2 separate regions of the Homo sapiens genome follow, and region 2 is linked to region 1. A link is an interaction called in ENCODE POLR2A ChIA-PET data of the cell type or tissue named here. Cell type or tissue: Caco-2. All regions are shown on one strand. Links, peaks and the distances in the headings refer to the core of each region. The heading gives the core; the rest is flanking DNA.

What was found. ChIA-PET counts read pairs that join two places held together with the same protein. Peaks named below come from ENCODE experiments on the same cell type or tissue, not always from the same donor. Only the 100,000 strongest peaks of a DNase experiment are listed, where the experiment ranks them.
Region 2: POLR2A ChIA-PET joins it to region 1 with 9 read pairs; 2 of 35 experiments call an interaction of 5 or more read pairs at or near these places.

What each region holds. Positions count from the first base shown.
Region 1 is chr11:77,946,845-77,952,226 of GRCh38, reverse strand. All of the region lies in intron 8 of INTS4 (integrator complex subunit 4), which reads left to right. Among named protein-coding and RNA genes, the nearest start is that of INTS4, 45 kb to the left of the region's middle. In Caco-2, for the core only: no CTCF peak of the experiment used is centred there; no DNase peak of the experiment used is centred there.
Region 2 is chr11:77,750,306-77,755,687 of GRCh38, reverse strand. All of the region lies in intron 2 of RSF1 (remodeling and spacing factor 1), which reads left to right. Among named protein-coding and RNA genes, the nearest start is that of RSF1-IT1, 13 kb to the right of the region's middle. RefSeq lists enhancers at 1,322-1,905, 1,906-2,490. In Caco-2, for the core only: no CTCF peak of the experiment used is centred there; a DNase peak (open chromatin) is centred at 2,947.

The DNA.
Region 1 (5,382 bases), core at 261-5,260:
CTGCTGCTTTATTAGTATCTCTGTGCAAGCTAAGAGGTAAAGCTGCTCTACTCCAGCTCTCCAGTAGATAAACCTGTGATCAAGTGATTTGTGTACAATCTTTCATTAAAAATTAATTAATTTTAAAAAATTGACACATTGGTTGAACTAGTTTACAGTCCCACCAACAGTGTAAAAGTGTTCCTATTTCTCCACATCCTCTCCAGCACCTGTTGTTTCCTGACTTTTTAATGATTGCCATTCTAACTGGTGTGAGATGGTATCTCATTATGGTTTTGATTTGCATTTCTCTGATGGCCAGTGATGATGAGCATTTTTTCCTGTGTCTTTTGGCTGCATAAATGTCTTCTTTTGAGAAGTGTCTGCTCATATCCTTCGCCCACTTTTTGATGGGGCTGTTTGTTTTTTTCTTGTAGATTTGTTTGAGTTCATTGTAGATTCGGGATATTAGCCCTTTGTCGGATGAGTAGATTGCAAAAATTTTCTCCCATTCTGTAGGTTGCCTGTTCACTCTGATGGTAGTTTCTTTTGCTGTGCACAAGCTCTTTAGTTTAATTAGATCCCATTTGTCAATTTTGGCTTTTGTTACCATTGCTTTTGGTGTTTTTGACATGAAGTCCTTGCCCATGCCTGGGTCCTGAATGGTATTGCCTAGGTTTTCTTCTAGGATTTTTATGGTTTTAGGTCTAACATTTAAGTCTTTAATCCATCTTGAATTAATTTTTGTATAAGGTGTAAGGAAGGGATCCAGTTTCAGCTTTCTACATATGGCTAGCCAGTTTTCCCAGCACCATTTATTAAATAGAGAATCCTTTCCCCATTTCTTGTTTTTGTCAGATTTGTCAAAGATCAGATGGTTGTAGATATGCGGCATTATTTCTGAGGGTTCTGTTCTGTTCCATTGGTCTATCTCTCTCTTTTGGTACCTGTAGCGATTCCTCAGGGATCTTGAACTAGAAATACCATTTGACCCAGCAATCCCATTACTGGGTCTATACCCAAAGGATTATAAATCACGCTGCTATAAAGACACAAGCACATGTATGTTTATTGTGGCACTATTCACAATAGCAAAGACTTGGAACCAAGCCAGATGTCCAACAATGACAGACTGGATTAAGAAAATGTGGCACATATACACCATGGAATCCTATGCAGCCATAAAAAATGATGAGTTCATGTCCTTTGTAGGGACATGGATGAAGCTGGAAACCATCATTCTCAGCAAACTATCACAAGGACAAAAAATCCAAACACCGCCTGTTCTCACTCATAGGTGGGAATTGAACAATGAGAACACATGGACACAGGAAGGGGAACATCACACACCAGGGCCTGTTGTGGGGTGGGGGGAGGGGGGAGGGATAGCATTAGGAGATATACCTAATGTTAAATGACCAGTTGATGGGTACAGCACACCAACATGGCATATGTGTACATATGTAACTAACCTGCACGTTGTGCACATGTACCCTAAAACTTAAAGTATAATAAAACAAACAAACAAAAATTGACACATTGTATATATGGGGCACAAGTTGATGTTTTGATACACATCTATGTTGAATATTAATCCAATCAGGATAGTTAGTATAGTTATCACCTCATACATTTATCATTTCTTTGTCATGAACTTTCAACAGCCTCTCTTGCAGCTATAATATTGTATATTTTGTAATATACAATATTTTACTGTTAATCATAGTCACCTTTATGTGCAGTTGAACACCAGAATTTATTTCTCTTCATTGTGACTTTGTATCTGTTGTCCAGTCTCTTCCCATTCTCTCCTACTCCCTCCCCTCCCCAGTGTCTGCTAACCACTGTTATACTCTCTGCCTCTATGATATCAATTTTTTTTTTAATACTTTAAGTTCTGGGATACATGTGCAGAACATGCAGGTTTGTGACATAGGTATACATGTGCCATGGTAGTTTGCTGCACCCGTCAACCTATCATCTACATTAGGTATTTCTCCTAATGCTGTCCCTCCCCCAGCCCCCACCCTCTGACAGTCCCTGGTGTGTGATGTTTCCCTCCTTGTGTCCATGTGTTCACATTGTTCAACTCTCACTTATGAGTGAGAACATGCGGTATTTGGTTTTCTGTTCTTGTGTTAGTTTGCTGAGAATGATGGTTTCCAGCTTCATCCATGTCCCTGCACAGAACATGAACTCATCCTTTTTTGTGGCTGCATGGTATTCCATGGTGTATATGCGCCACATTTTCTTTGTCCAGTCTATCATTGATGGGCCTTTGGGTTGGTTCTAAGTCTTTACTGTTGTGAACAGTGCTGCAATAAACATACGTGTGCATGTGTTTTTATAGTAGAATGATTTATAATCCTTTGGGTATATACCCAGTAATGGGATTGCTGGGTCAAATGGTATTTCTGGTTCTAGATCCTTGAGGAATCGCCATGCTGTCTTCCACAATGGCTGAACTAATTTACACTCCCACCAACAGTGTGAAAGTGTTCCTGTTTCTCCACATCCTCTCCAGCACCTGTTGTTTTCTGACTTTTTAATGATTGCCATTCTAACTGGTGTGAGATGGTATCTCATTGTGGTTTTGATTTGCATTTCTCTAATGACCAGTGATGATGAGCTTTCTTTCATATGTTTGTTGGTCACATAAATGTCTTCTTTTGAGAAGTGTCTGTTCATATCCTTCACCCACTTTTTGATGGTTTTTTTTTTTTTTTTTGTAAATTTGTTTAAGTTCTTTGTAGATTCTGGATATTAGCTCTTTGGCAGATGGATAGATTGCAAAAATTTTCTCCCATTCTGTAGGTTGCTTGTTCACTCTGATGATAGTTTCTTTTGCTGTGCAGAAGCTCTTTAGTTTAATTAGATCCCATTTCTCAATTTTGGCTTCGTTGCCATTGCTTTTGGTGTTTTAGTCATGAAGTCTTTGCCCATGCCTATGTCCTGAATGGTATTGCCTAGGTTTTCTTCTAGGGTTTTTATGGTTTTAGGTCTTATGTTTAAGTCTTAGATCATGCAATATTTGCCTTTCCATGTCTGGCTTATTTCACTTTACATGATGTCCTCCAGGTTTATCGATGTGGCAAATGACAAGATTTTATTCTTTTTTTATTTTCTTCTTTAAGTCAGGGTCTTGCTCTGTTGCCTAGGCTGGAGTGCGGTTCCGCGATTGCACAGTCATAGCTCACAGCAACCTCAAACTCCTGGGGACTCCAGCCTGGATAACAGCGAAACTGTCGCTAAAAAAAACTAAAAACCAGATTGTTCTTCTTTTTTGATGTAGTCATTTATTGCTGTACACTTATCTCTTAGAACTGCTTTTGTTGCATACCGTAGGTTTTGGTATATGTTTTAATTCTTGCTTGTGAAGTGTGTTTCTTCTAGGCAATGTATACTTAGATTTTGTGTTTTAATCTATTCAACCAATGTATACCTTTTTTTTTTTTTCTTTCTTTGAGACAGGGTGTCTGTCTCTCTGTTGCCCAGGCTGTAGTGTACCTTTTAATTGAAGAACTTAATCCATTTATATTCAAGATTTTTTCCTTCTTCTTCTTCTTCTTTTTTTTTTTTGTTTTTTTTTTTTTGTTTCTTTGAGACAGGGTCTCACTCCGTCACCTAGGCTGGAATGCACTGGTGTGATCTCAACTCACTGCAACCTTCACCTCCTGGGTTCAAGTGGTTCTCGTGCCCCAACCTCCCCAGTACCGGGATTACAGGCATGTGCCACCATGCCCAACTAATTTTTTTGCATTTTTATTAGAGACGGGTTTTGACATGTTGGCCATGCTGGTCTCAAACTCCTGGCCTCAAGTGATTCGCCTGCCTTGGCCTCCCAAGGTGCTGGGATTACAGGCATAAGCCACCGCGCCCAGCTATATTCAAGATTGTTATTGATAGATAAGATCTTATTCCTGCCATTTTGTTAATTACCAAAAAGTAATTTTGGAGATCCTTTGTTCTTGTCTTCCTTTCTTGTTGTTTACCTCTGATTTAGTGGTTTTCTGTGGGGCCACGCTTTATTTTCATTCTCTTTCTTGTTTGTGTATCTGCTGTAACTTTTTTCTACATAGTTACTACAGAGTCTTCAGTTAGGCTGGTGTGGTGGCTCTTGCCTATTATCCCAGCACTTTGGGAGGCTGAGGCAGGCAGATCACTTGAGCTCATGAGTTTGAGACCAGCCTGGGCAACATAGTGAGACCTCGTTTCTACTAAATAAAGAAAAAAGAAATCAGCTGGGCATGGTGGCACACATCTGTAGTCTCAGCTACCCAGGAGGCTGAGGTGGGAGGATCACTTGAGCCTGGAAGATTGAGGCTGCAGTGAGCCGTGATCAGGCCACTATGCTCTAGCATGGGCATCAGAGTAAGACTGTCTCAAGGGGGAAAAAAAAAGTCTTGCAGTTACAATAGAATGTTTTAAGCTGATAGCAACTCAACTTTGGTTACATAAAAGGACCCTAGATTTTTTCCCTCCCCACTTCAATTTATATTTTTGTTGCCTTAATTTTCTTCTTCATCTGTTATGTGTTCCTTAGCTACTATTTGTAGCTGTTGTAGTTTTTGACCATTTTGAATTTAACCTTCATACTAGCAGATTGAAAATTTTATATGACATATTGTATCACTGGGGTTTGATCTGTTTGATTTATGAGTTTGCCTTTACTGGTGAGTTTTATACTTTTGTGTGTTTTTATGATAGTGATTATTGTCCTTTTGTTTCTAGCTGTAGCATTCAATACCTTGAATATATTAATTCTATCCCATTCTCTCTTGGTCTGCGAGGTTTCTGCTGAGAAATCTGTTGATAGTAATGGAGATTCTCTTGACAATTTTGTCTTGCAGCTTTGAAAGTCTTACTCTTTGACTTTCGATAGTTTGATTATAATGTACCTTGGAGAGGATCTTTTTGGGTTGAATGTAATTGTGAACCTTTGAACTTCCTGAATCTGGATGTCCGTATTTCTCCCACTACTTGGCAAGTTTTCAGCTATCATTTCATCAAATGGGTTTTCTGTGCCTTTCTCTTTCTCTTCTCCATCAGGCAATCTTCAATGCAAGTATTTGTTTGCCTGTTGATGTCCCATATGTTCCAAGGCTTTCTTTTTTATTCTTACTTGTTTTTTTTTTTTCCTCTTAATGGGTTATTTCGAAAGACCTGTCTTCAAGGTCAGAAATTCTTTCTTCTGCTTGATCCTAGTCTATTGTTGAAGCTCTCAATTGTATACTATTTTTATTTTTTTCATTAAATTCTTCAGTTCCAAGATTTCTGTTTGGTTCTTTTTTATGATATTGATTTCTGTTGAATTTCTCATTCGGATCATGAATGTTTTCCTGATTTCATTTAATTGTTTGTCTGTATTCTCTTGTATCTTACTGAGTTTCCTTTAGATCACTA
Region 2 (5,382 bases), core at 323-5,322, 200 kb after region 1:
GAATTGCTTGAACCTGGGGGGCAGAGGTTGCAGTGAGCTGAGATCACTCCATGGCACTCCAGCCTGGGCAACAGAGCAAGACTCTATCTCAAAAAAAAAAAAATCTTCTTGATTCAGATTTGAAAGGTTTGAGTAAAGACAATGTGACCCAGTCAGAAGATCTCTGAATGACTTTCAGCAACACATTTCTTAGATGTCTGATACATACCATCATCTTTATGTACAAACAAATCTCTCATTAACTTCCTTCTCCCAATTTTAATACCTTAGTTAAAAGCATTTTTCCTGTTTGTTCAAGCCAAGGAACCTTGATAAATCCAGGGGTCACCCTTGATTTTTCTTTCCATTCACCCTCCACATCTGTTCCATCAGCTGTCCTGATAATTCTACCTCCAAACCACAGCTTACTTCTCTCTGATCCCCACTACCCTCATAATGCATGCCACCATTGGCCTTCAGGTTGGTTTCCTAGTTTCCCCTTCTTGCTCCTCTGCAATCCATTTTCTACATAGCAGCCATGATTTCAAATGAAGCATTAATCAGATCATACTATTTTCCCCTTATTTAAAATCCTTTAGTGATATCCCATCATATTTGAAATAGAATCTTAATTCCTTACCCTAACCTACATAATTTGGCCTTTGGTTACCTATTTTACCATATCTTTTGCCACTTTCCTCCTTAGTCTAGTTAATTTACACTGGTCTTTTTTGTTTTTTGAGACAGGGTCTCACTGTGGCAACCAGGCTGGAGTGCAGTGGCAAGATCTTGGATCACTGCAACCTTGACTTCCTGGGCTCAAGCAATCCTCCTGCCTCAGCCTCCCTAGTAGCTAGGATTATAGATGTGTACCGCTATACCAGGCTGGGACTACACACATGAGCCACCATACCTGGCTAATTCTGTTAGTTTTAGTTTTTGTTTTTTGGGGGTTTTCTTTTTTTTCGACACAGGGTCTCACTGTCACCTAGACTGGAGTGCAGTGGTGTGACCTCAGCTCACTGCAGCCACCATCTCCCTGGCTTCTGCCTCAGCCCCACCCCCTCACCCCCACCCCACAACCTTAGCTGGGACTACAGGCCTGCACCACCATGCCTGGCTAATTTTTTGTAGAGACAGGGTTTTGCCATGTTGCCCAGGCTGGTCTCAAACTCCTGGGCTCAAGCAATCCTCCTGCCTTGGTCTCTCAGTGTGCTGGGATTACAGGAGTGAATCACCACATACCAAGCCCTAATTTTTAAAATTTTTAGTAGACACAGAGTCTCCCTACATTACCCAGGCTGGTCTCAAACTCCTGGGTTCAAGTGATCCTCCTACCTCAGCCTCCCAAAGTGTTGGGATTACAGGCATGAGTCACCTACCCCAGTCTCAAATGTCAACTTTTTATTGAGGCTGTCAGTAAGCACCCGATCCAGAGTAGTACTTAAACTTTCTGTATCACATTACTCTTTTTTATTTTCAGCATATTATTTTTAGTGCTTGATATTTTCTTACTAGTTTTCCTGTTTGACTGCCTCATAGGATATAACCTCCATCATGATGGTAGAACTACCCAATCAATGCCCCCTGCCCATGTAGAGCAGCTGAATTGCAATAGTGGAAGAGTTTTACCAAGATAGAATCATCTAAAGGGAAGACCAGAGTCATAATTATTATTCAAATTAGTCTCCTCTAGCATTTGGGGGCTAGGGTTTTTCAAACACAGTTTAGGGGAAGGAGTTGGGTGGCTAGGCAATGGGTGCTTACTGCTTATTGGTTGGGGGTGCAAGAGAAATGGTCTTCCTGCATACTTGGTCGTTGCTGGGTGGGGCCACAGATTGGCAGGTCCACGTGGAGCCACTGGTTATCAGACATACAACAAACCTGGAAAGACCTCTTAAAAGGCCAATCTTAGGTTGTACAATAGTGATGTTATCTGCAGGAATAATTGGAGAAGTTGCATGTCTTGTTACCTTCTGAATAATGGCTGGCAATCCTTTACCTCTACCAGGGGAGTCCAATCTTTTGGCTTCTGTGGGCCACATTGGAAGAAGAGGAGTTACCTTGGGGCACACATAAAATACACTAACATGAATGATAGCTGATGTGCTTTTAAAAATCACAAAAATTCTCATGTTTTAAGAAAGTTTACAGATTTGTATTGGGCCTCATTTAAAACCGTCCTGTTGTGGGCCACGCGTTGGACAAGTTTGCACACCTTAGCCAGTTCAGGCTCCTCTATCCTCCTAGCCTAGTGGTGTCTCATTAGCTTTACAAAGGCAGTTGAGTTTTGGGGAAGGGCCATTGTCATTTAAATTGTAAACTAAATGTCTCCCAAAGTTTAAGCCCAGGAATAATTAAGGGCAGATTAAAGGCAAGATGGGAGTTGGCTAGATTAGATCTCCCCCATTGTCATAATTTTTTCGCTAGTATAATTTTTGCAAAGGCGATTTTGTTACCAGAAAGAGGTCCCAATCCAGACCCCAAGAGAGTGTTCTTGGAGCTTGCACAAGAAAGAATTCGAGGCAAATCTATAAGGTAAAATGAAAGCAAGTTTATTAAGAAATAAAGGAATAAAAGAATGGCTACTCCATAGGCAGAGCAGCCTTGAGGGCTGCTGCTTGCCCATTTTTATGGTTATTTCTTGATTATATGCTAAACAAAGGGTGGATTATTCATGCCTCTCATTTTTAGACCATATAGGGTAAAAATTGTTCCTGGTGTTGCCATCGCATTTGTAGACTGTTTTGGTGCTGGTGGGAATGTAGCAGTGAGGACAACCATAGGTCATTCTTGTGGCCATCCTGGTTTTGGGGGGTTTGGGGTGGCTTCTTTACTGCAACCTGTTTTATCAGCAAGGTCTTTATGACCTTTATCTTGTGCCGACTTCCTATCTCATCCTGTGACTTAGAATGCTTTAACCTCCTGGGAATGCAGCCCAGTAGGTCTCAGTCTTATGTTACTCAGCCCCTATTCAAGATGAAGCTGCCCTGGTTCAGTACCTCTGACAGTTTGCGACCTCATCTGGGGCGACATCCAAGGTTTATTGTCTCACAGCCAGGGACATCAAGGACTCAGATACACAGAGAGTGAGGTTAAGAGTGGAAGTTTAATAGGCAAAAGAGAGAATAGCTCTCAGCTACAGAGAGGGGTCCCAGAAAAATGGATTGCCATTCCATGGTGAAATGCAAGGGGTTTTATAGATGAATTGATGGGGAGGTGGTGTCTAATCTACATAGGGCGGGCGTGAAAAAACAGTTAAGAATAGGTGTGCCGTTCGCATAGGAGCGAATTTCTGGCATCCCCCACCTTAGTCTTTTATTATGCAGGCGGATTTTCAGCCTGAGCTGTGCCATGTTCCCCCTTTCTTTCTTACCGTATACGTGCTAACAAAAAAGGGAAGATGGAGTGTCCATGGTGGACATGCCTGGCCCCCAGGTAGCCCTTTTCTATTGGCACAGCTGCCAGCATTCCACCTTGCAACCTTTCAGCTTCCATATTTATGTTTGCAGCTCGATTTTTCAGGCTGCTCTTTATTAGAAAAATAAATAACTTCTTGGGCTGCTTTTTGTTAGAAGGGAAGTTCTGCTGAGGACTTTTGCCCTCGCTGTCTGTCTAAATAATTTCTTTCTATCTCCTGTATCAGTTTGAATGGGTTGTCTTTTTCACCATGGTATCTGAGCTCCTAGACTAGTTACTGCCATATAGTCTGCACATAGTAATATTTGTGGAGTCACTGGTTAAGTGAATCTCTTTCAACTTTATGTTTCTCAATTGTAAAATAAGGATTTGGATCTAAATGATCTCCAAGGATTCCTCTTGTGAAAGATAAAGCCTGACACTAGTTAAAGCTGATAAAGACAGATTTTATTCAGTAACTATCGCAGTACAGGAAGGAGCTGTGCTGTGTTCGAATTTGTGCAGAGGTGACTGGGTGTTTATAAAGGAGAAAGAGGGAATAGGGAGAGGAGTGGGAGGAATGGGGGAGCTTTAGTCAAGTTATGGAAGTGAAAAATTTAAAAAGAAGCTAAGAGCGTTGTTGACCTTCTGTGATTATGTCATTTCTGTCTTCTAAGTAGCATTAATGGAAATTAGGCATCTGCCCTCTCACAGAGACTGGTAGACCGAGGCCCTGTCTGTTGGTTATATTTCAAAGGAATGGCCTTCAGGTCCTTCAGAAAGATATTCTGGGTCTTAGGAAATACATATGCATCTCAAGGGGACAGAAGAAGGATTTACAATTTTAAATTTGTTTAATAAATGGGAAGGGGAGGTCTGCGACCTGTCTTCAGATGTTGGCTGGAATCAGAAGTAAATTCCTTTGAGAGCCTTGGGTTTTTCCAGACTGGAACTTAAGTGGGGCTAGCTGCCCCCAGGGATGAGATCTTAGGCTCTTAGAAGCCATTTCACACCCTCTTTTTAAATTTCTTATGAGTTATCCAAAAGAATTATTGTTACTTTGATTGTTTATGTAAATCCAAGATAAATAAGTTAATGATCCCACTGAGATAAAGTCTATGTATTTGCTCTGTAGGCATGTGAAGTCACCTTTCCTATATATATTGAGCTGATACGGAACCTTTAAAAAAGCTCCCTTCCTTTCCTCTGCCCAACATTTTCCATCCTCATCCTCCACTTTGTTTACCTGTATGTAGAGGTTAGGAGGAAAAGATGTAAGGGGTATTGGAATGGCAGTAGACTGGTGGCCAGGATGCCTCCCTGGCCAAATATTTGACTTTCACCCTTGCAGGCACCAAACATTGATTCTGGTGTTGTGTCAGGAGAATGGTTGTCCCTCAGGCACCAAGCAGGAGAACGCAATAGGACCTGACCTATCAGCTAGATTTATAGATAATCAAACAAAGAACAAGTATTATAGAATAATGATTTATGGTGATAATAGGTACGAATGTTATGTCAAATTGTTCATGTTTTAGATATTAGAACATTCTCTCCCTCAAGAGAAATTGCATGTAAAACCAAATTATAATTATAACGCTTCTTGGTCAGAAACAAGTTGGAGCATGGGGAATTAATATGAATTACCAATGTAATTAGGATCTGGTTGCTTCCAGGACCCAAGAATTCACCGTTATAGACAGTCTCTGATAGACACAGCTAATTTCTGGCTCCCTAGGCAGATTATAGCTCATGAGCCACATCCTGCCTGGTACCTGTCTCAAAAAGCTAAGAATGGTTTTTACATATTTAGATGATTGGGAGAAAAACTCAAAAGAAGAATAATATTTGGTGACATGTAAAAATTCTATGAAATTCAAATTTCATTATCCATAAACAAAGTGTTACGGGAATACAGCCATGCCTGTTCATTTATGTATATTCTATGGCTGATTTTGCACCATGATAGTAGGTTTGAATAGATACAAGAGAGACTCTATGGCC